Regions from separate parts of the Homo sapiens genome. Here region 2 is linked to region 1. Evidence: chromatin contacts called from ENCODE Hi-C data. All regions are on one chromosome and are shown on one strand. Each heading gives the region's core, a stretch centred on a gene start or an enhancer-like site at or near the end of the contact. The rest is flanking DNA. Distances are from core to core; before and after follow the strand shown. Region 1 holds the start of CNEP1R1 (CTD nuclear envelope phosphatase 1 regulatory subunit 1). Region 2 overlaps NOD2 (nucleotide binding oligomerization domain containing 2).

What was found. Hi-C counts contacts between places; a loop is a spot of excess contacts on that map. Pooled maps may share reads with other maps.
Region 2: a pooled map shows a loop between it and region 1 (2.8-fold over the local background). The contact joins the enhancer-like site here to the promoter of CNEP1R1 in region 1. A Hi-C loop is called at or near these places in 1 of 37 single-sample maps with no recorded cell type and 4 of 50 pooled maps.

Annotation. Positions count from the first base shown.
Region 1 is chr16:50,023,539-50,026,932 of GRCh38, reverse strand. CNEP1R1 (CTD nuclear envelope phosphatase 1 regulatory subunit 1) reads right to left here and starts at 1,708. Exons shown (of 6, transcript NM_001281789.2): 1 at 1,593-1,708; 2 at 466-537. The coding sequence starts at 1,617. RefSeq lists a silencer at 1,395-1,704 and an enhancer at 1,518-2,019.
Region 2 is chr16:50,707,189-50,710,582 of GRCh38, reverse strand. NOD2 (nucleotide binding oligomerization domain containing 2) reads right to left here. Exons shown (of 12, transcript NM_001370466.1): 3 at 2,623-2,728; 4 at 1-25. Among named protein-coding and RNA genes, the nearest start is that of NOD2, 15 kb to the right of the region's middle. RefSeq lists silencers at 353-558, 967-1,176. Within about 2 kb of position 1,687, at least 7 of the 41 ENCODE cell types and tissues checked have a DNase peak (open chromatin) inside an H3K27ac peak, as active enhancers do.

The DNA of each region.
Region 1 (3,394 bases), core at 459-2,958:
GGCGCAATCTCGGCTCACTGCAATCCCCGCCTCCCGGGTTCAAGCGATTCTCCCACCTCAGCCTCCTGAGTAGCTGGGATCACAGGCAGCGTCACCACGACCGGCTAATTTCGTATTTTTAGTAGAGACGGCGTTTCACCGTGTTGGCCACGCTAGTCTTGAACTTCTGACCTTAGGTGATCCGCCTGCCTGGGCTTCCTAAAGTGCTGGGATTACAGGCGTGAGCTACGGCGCCTGGCCAAAAAATATGTTTTTTAATGGAAAAACAAAAACAACCACACGAAATAGACTGTTCTTTTGAGAAGGCCAGTTATAATTTCCTTTTCTTAAAAATTTCTTCATAAGGCATTGTCTACAATGTTAAATAAATTTAAACAAACATTTTACATAAAAGCAAATCATTCCTATATTAGGATAAAAGTATCAATTGTTAGTTTTCCCTTAAAATAACATTCAGGAACTTACTTCTCCAGCGTCCAGTAGCAGGTTGCAAACAATGAATATATTCAGTAAGTCTCCTCTCAAAAGCCTTGAGATCTAGGTATAAAGATGTCAATTTTCTAATTAGCCACTCTTACTCGTCTGACGAAATGTCAGAGTATTTACCTAACATTAAGACGACATGTGAGATACTCTTAACTGCTTCAGGTCTTACACACTAACTTCCATGTATCACTGCACTGTTTATTTCATTTACTATGACAGCTTTTTAAGCACTTGACAAAAAATTAGGGCTCTTTAATTCCAATTTCTCATATAAGAAAACTTGCTGATTTACTTTTAGAAGCTTCATAAATGGTATTGGGAGAAATAAGCAGCAGCCTCGGCCAGCGCCAAAAGCGAACATTTTCAGGGTTGCAAATAAAATTAAAATCAGGTCGAGTTTTAGCTCTCTGGGAACCAAGAACTTCCTATTAGAACCACGTAGTGCCTAACATCAAAGTCTTCGAGGTCTACCTGACTGCAATTACCCGCCTCCGGTTTCCAGCTCTTATATTTAATTAATGGCTACGCCGTCTGGCCTTACTAGACTTCTTGACACTGATAGCGAGTGGGTGTGGAAAGACATTCCCCTTGCCCCCTCCGAAGGGGTACAGGTGATCTTCGTGGCACCCAGGCAGCGCCTAGTTCTAGAAGACAGGGGCGTCTAAGCTGCTCCGAGTGAGTGGTGGGGTATCCTTTCCGCAGTGGTGTGCTTTAAACTTTAAAACACCGAGCAGCACTTCCTAACCTTGGCAGTTACCGGAAACCACCGCAGGAATCAGGGATACAACTCGCGGGGCTGTGAGAATGAAATGAAATGAATTAGCAGGCTGCAATGCACGAAGTGCAAGTGTCTGCCAGTGAAAAGAAAATAAAAATAGAAGCTGGCGAGGAGGTCGACCCTCTAGGTTTGTGGGGACTCAGGGAGCTGAGGCACCGCCCCCCGCGTCTGGCCAGGTACGGCCGCCTACGCGCCCCCAAGCTCCGGGCCCCTAGCTCCATCCTCTGCGGCCTCCTCCCGGGGCGGGGGTCTTCACGACGCCGGCTCCTCCGGAGCACCGCCAGCTTCCGAGGGGAGACGGGGGACGGGCCCGGGCGGCCCACCCTACCTTCCGCCTGCTCCAGCGAGTTCATGTCGGGCGGCAGCTCGGGTCACCGCCGCTGCCCTGTCCGCATCGCAGCTTCCGCGGCCCCCGCCCGGCCCGCAGCGCCAACTCCCACCTCTAACCGCTCCCCGCTGCCCCTCCCCGTCGCACCGCCCCTTGCCTAGACCCGCTACGCTCATTGGATTCCTCTACTAGACCTCCAACTAAGACAGCTTTCTATTGGCTGTCTCTTGCACCGGCCTCGGCGCCTAGCGTTGGACGGTCAGCCGGAGGGACCAAGAACTGCCGGCGGCCAGGCGGGCGTAACGCTGGCGTCGCCTGCTGCCCCGGGGAGGAACTGCAGCCCTCCGGAGCCAGTTCGTTCATTCATTTATCCCCCGTTCCCCGCTTGGTTCTTTCATTCGTCAAATGTTGATTGAGCGCCCACTACCTTCCAGGCATTATTCTGGTCGCTAGCGAGGGATACAGAAATCAAAGAGCTGGTTCTGTCCTCAAGGATCTCAAGGAGTAATGAAATCTGTACAGAACTAACTAGAACCCTAAATAACCAGTTTCCTTAATTATGGTATCCTAGATAACCAACCCCTTAAGTAAACACTTCTCTCTTGGTTACTTTCCTCTCACATCACCCAGCTTTCATAATTCCTAAATGAGGCAAAGTGTAAGCCCAAATACCTATAACTTAAGAAGAGATCTGTAAGGGATTGACTACATTTGTATTTGATCACAAGGCCTTCTTGTTCATTTATTGGTGGCATTCTTTCATTCAAAATCATTTTATTGCCTAACATGCTAGACACTGTATTGATACGCGTGTGAGCCAGGTAGACAGGATTCCTGCCCGCAAAGAGGAAGGGCTACAGCAGGCAACAAACATGCAAATAAGTAATTGATTTCAAATAAGAATAGTTGTGTTAAAATAGAGATCCTGGCCGGGCGCGGTGGCTCACGCCTGTTAATCCCAACACTCTGGGAGGCTGAGGCGCGTGGATCACTTGAGGTCAGGAGTTGAGACCAGCCTGGGCAACATGACAAAACCCTGTTTCTACTGAAAATACAAAAAAATTATCCAGACGTGGTGGTGCATGCCTGTAATCCCAGCTCTTTGGGAGGCTGAGGCACGAGAGTCACTTGAACCCAGGAGACGGAGGTTGCAGTGAGCCACTGCACTCCAGCCTGGGTGACAGCGTGAGACTGTCAAAAAAGAAAAAGAAAAAAAAAAGAATCTAAGACTGATGGGCTAGATTTTTTTGTGGCAGTAACATACCAACTTATAAACAAGACCTAAGGCCCTGCCAGGCAAGGGTTAAATCACTCAAGACCCAGACACTTAAAGAATAAACGATGTTCTAACTGCCACAATGTTCGTTTTTTTCCTCTAGCAGCTAAACAAGCAATATTAAAACAATTGCAGCTTACCAAGTACCAGTCACTGACTAACTGATCCCTTTGTTCCACAAGCCATAACTCCTGCTTTCATTAGACAAGAGACTGATTTCAGTAACTTTCTCCTGATAAGAGACCACCCACCATAGATTGGCCCTAGCCAGTCTACAGAGGCTGCACAATGAGTGCCTTTATGTTCTCTGCTTCGCCTTTTGACGTAAAGGGTCTAACTGTAATGCATTTAAATGTTAAGTCTCTACCCCAAAGTGAACATGTGACCCATGTAACATGCATGATTGTTTATTATGCATGTGTGCACCCCTCTTTCCTGAATAGCTTCTCCTATAACCTGTTAAATATGTATACTTGGCCAACCCATTTGGCATAAATTCCTGCTTCACCCTTCCTCCTTCAAAGTG
Region 2 (3,394 bases), core at 438-2,937, 680 kb before region 1:
GCCATATACTTCTTGCATGTGGCAGCTGGAAGGCAGAAGAAGAGGCAGATGAAGGTGGCACCATGGTGAAGACGGGACCTAACCAGACAATGGGCTGCTGCGGGGGACGCTGACATAACTGAAGGGATAGGAGAGCCAGCGGGCGCCCATCCTGGCTCCTCCATTCACAAGCTGTGCACTTTGAGGACAGTCAAGGAAACTTCCTAACCCTCAGTTTCCACCTCTGTAAGGTGGGAGAAATGTTGGTCACTACCTCACAGAGTTTTACACGGATCAACTAAGATGACCTATGTCAAGTGCTTAGCACAGTGTAAGTGCTCAACACAAAGTAAGTGCTCAAAAGACATCAGTGACTGCCGTTATCATTACTGACACCAGGAGGAGTTCTAGATGACGGGAAGGGGCTCTGGGCTGGGATCGGAAGACCTGTATTCTGATATCTGTCCTGCCATAGTGGCCGGGTGGCTTTGGATAAATCCCTTCACCACTCAGCCTCAGGTGACTTTTTCTAAAGGGGAACAAAGGGCTTAAGGGCTCAGGAGCCCAGTCTCTGAAGCCAGACACACCTGAGTTTGAAAACCTGGGTCCACCATACACTTGGGCAAGCCATTTAGCCTTTCTGGGCCTCAGTTCTCTCATCTGTAAAAATGGGGACAATATACACCTGGAAGGATTTTTTCAGGAGGCAGCGAGATAAAATACAGTTTAAAAGAATATCTGACATGGCAAACTCTCAAAAAATGGTGCTTATTATCATTATTATTCATGGATATAGTAGGCACAACAATAGACCCTCAAAGATGTCCATGTCCGGATTCTCAGAACCTGTGAATATGTTACCTTACGTGGCAAAAGGAACTCTGAGATGTGATAAAGTTAAACTTCGAGATGGGGAGATGATCCTGATTGATCTGGGTGGACCTAGCAAGGGAAGGCCTCGGGGTCACCGGGGTGCCCCAGCTGAGCACTCGAACAAGAGTCTGTGATCCTGCCTCCACTTCCCCATCCTCCCCATGCACCCCATGCAGGGAGAGTTTTCATGCACGGGGTGTGTTTGGAAGGCCAGTGCTCTTCCTTTCTCATCCTGAAAGTAATGCAAGCAAACCATTTCCTGTGTCAGAGTTTAGTTCCCCTTTCAGGAAATGGGGAAGTGCTGGTTTAGCGTCCCAGGCTGGTAGGAGCTTGGCATGGTCCCCCGCCATCACAGCCTCACTGCCCCCAACCAAACACTGGCCCACTATTTTCAACCCAAAAACTAGCAAGTAATTTTCATAGAGCTCTGAGCTCACTGATGACTATCTGCAGTCACACAAAGGGGACGCCCTGTGTTTATGTCACCTCTGTTCCCAGAGTTGATGATTATTGCTGAGCTTTCTGCCCTCTGAATATACCAGGATCCCTGAACTTAGACCATAAGATAGATATCTTCCTCTCCAGTACATATCAGATATATATCTTCCTCTTCCGACCTGATTTCTGATGCAGGTTTTCCAGTCATCACCAATGATACTAAAATTCTCCAGAAAAAAAAAATGTCATTTTATAGAGAAATAAACACACCAATTGTCACCTTTAGAAGTGTGGGGAATCTTGCACCCTGGCCTGGTCTTACAGTGACTAGCTGTGCTTGATGATGTCAACAGCAAACCTCAACCAAGGGCCAAACCAGGGCCTGCACTCCGTGCCGCGCACCCTGCTGTGGCGCACTGATGTTTAGATCCTGTTCTTCAATGAGACGGTGCACTCGCGAGTGCCAGGCACAGACTTCCAGCCACCCCGCCCACAGGCTTGCTTGCTGCCCAGAGGACACAGCCCAGGGTGATAGACCCATCTGCCAGCACCACACACAGCTCAGGGGGCTTCAGTGCCAATGAGCTTTCCCTACAGTGGTGTAGGAACAAGCCCTAAAGAGTGCCAGGCTTGCACTCTCTCTTTACAACTGACATTTCTTCTCCCAAGAAAAGAGAAAGTGTAGGTGGGGACAATTTACAATCAGACCCATCTTCCCCTCCCTCGTCACTTAACCTCCCTGCCCAGTTTCCACATCTATAAGGTGGAAAAAAACACCACCTACTTCTCAGGGTTGTTGCAAAGGGTAGACATTGTCCATAAAGCACCTGGCAGGATGCCTGGTATGTTCAAGTGGTGCGGTCCAAGCCCCTCCTGTTCCTGAGTTTGGGTGGTGACCCTGGGCACTGAGGGATACCAGAGTCTCTAGATCCACTTGGTTCTTGAGTTTCCCATTGTGAGCTGCTAAATTTCAGAGATCAAGAGATACCAGCCCTAACTCAAAACATGTGTCCATATCTTTTCGGTACAGATAATGAGAGTTTGGATGGTAAGTAACACCTTTAGTTAGCCCTCAATATATGGTAGCCCAATTGTCAGTATACTGTGTGGGAGATAATGAAAGCTAATAGCTAACATTACACGCTTTTGTCCTTTTAATGCTCCCAAAATCCCAATGAGACGGGGTGGTGCTAGCCTTAAAACAAGGAAATTGAGTCATAGGGAGGCTATACTGCCAGCATATGGGATGTTAACCGAGGTGTGTTCTGCTCTTAACCATGGATCTGCACTGACTGCCCTTCCCTTTCTGATTAACTGAGAACATACACCTACCTTCCAAAGGCAGGGCCAATGGGACTGGTAATTCCTGAACATGTTGTAGAAGGAAGGCAGCCAATCCATTCGCTTTCACCGTGGCAAGATCAAGCAGCCTTCTTGCCTACAGGAAAGGCAGAAGACATTATTCTTCCAGGAAGGCTGATGGAGCAATGTGGGAAGGCTTACTGATTACTGCAACTTCATAAGCATCTCTCTTCCATCCAGAATAAAAGGTCAAAAAAACAACCGAACAACCACATGAGTTTCAAGTAGTTAATACAGTGTTGGATGGTGAATTGAACGCATGCATCCAATCTGGCTCCTACTCAAAACTCACTAAAACAGTGAATAACTGAAAAATAAATGAAACAAAATGAAGACATAAACCTACAAAGATAGGGAAAATGATTCTGCAGGCTGTAAATCATTTGGAAGAGAAGTGATTTCATCAAGTCTCATGGATTGAATATTTGAATACAATCTCTCCTCAGACTCCCACATCTTCATCTCCAGCCTGAACTGTCTCCCTGAACCCTGGACTTGCACATCCAACTGCCTATTTTCCATCTCCACTTAAAAGTTTCATAAACACCTCCAACATATTCAAAACTAAACTCCTAACCTGCCCATGCACCTGCCAAACCGACAGCCTTCCTCATCTTGGCTAATATTAACCCCTTTCTTCCAGGTGCTCTGCCCCGAAGTCTTGGAGTCACCCTTGAAGCCTCTCGTCTGTAATCTGCCAAATCCTGTTGACTCCACCTTCAAAGCATGTCCCAAAAAGGGC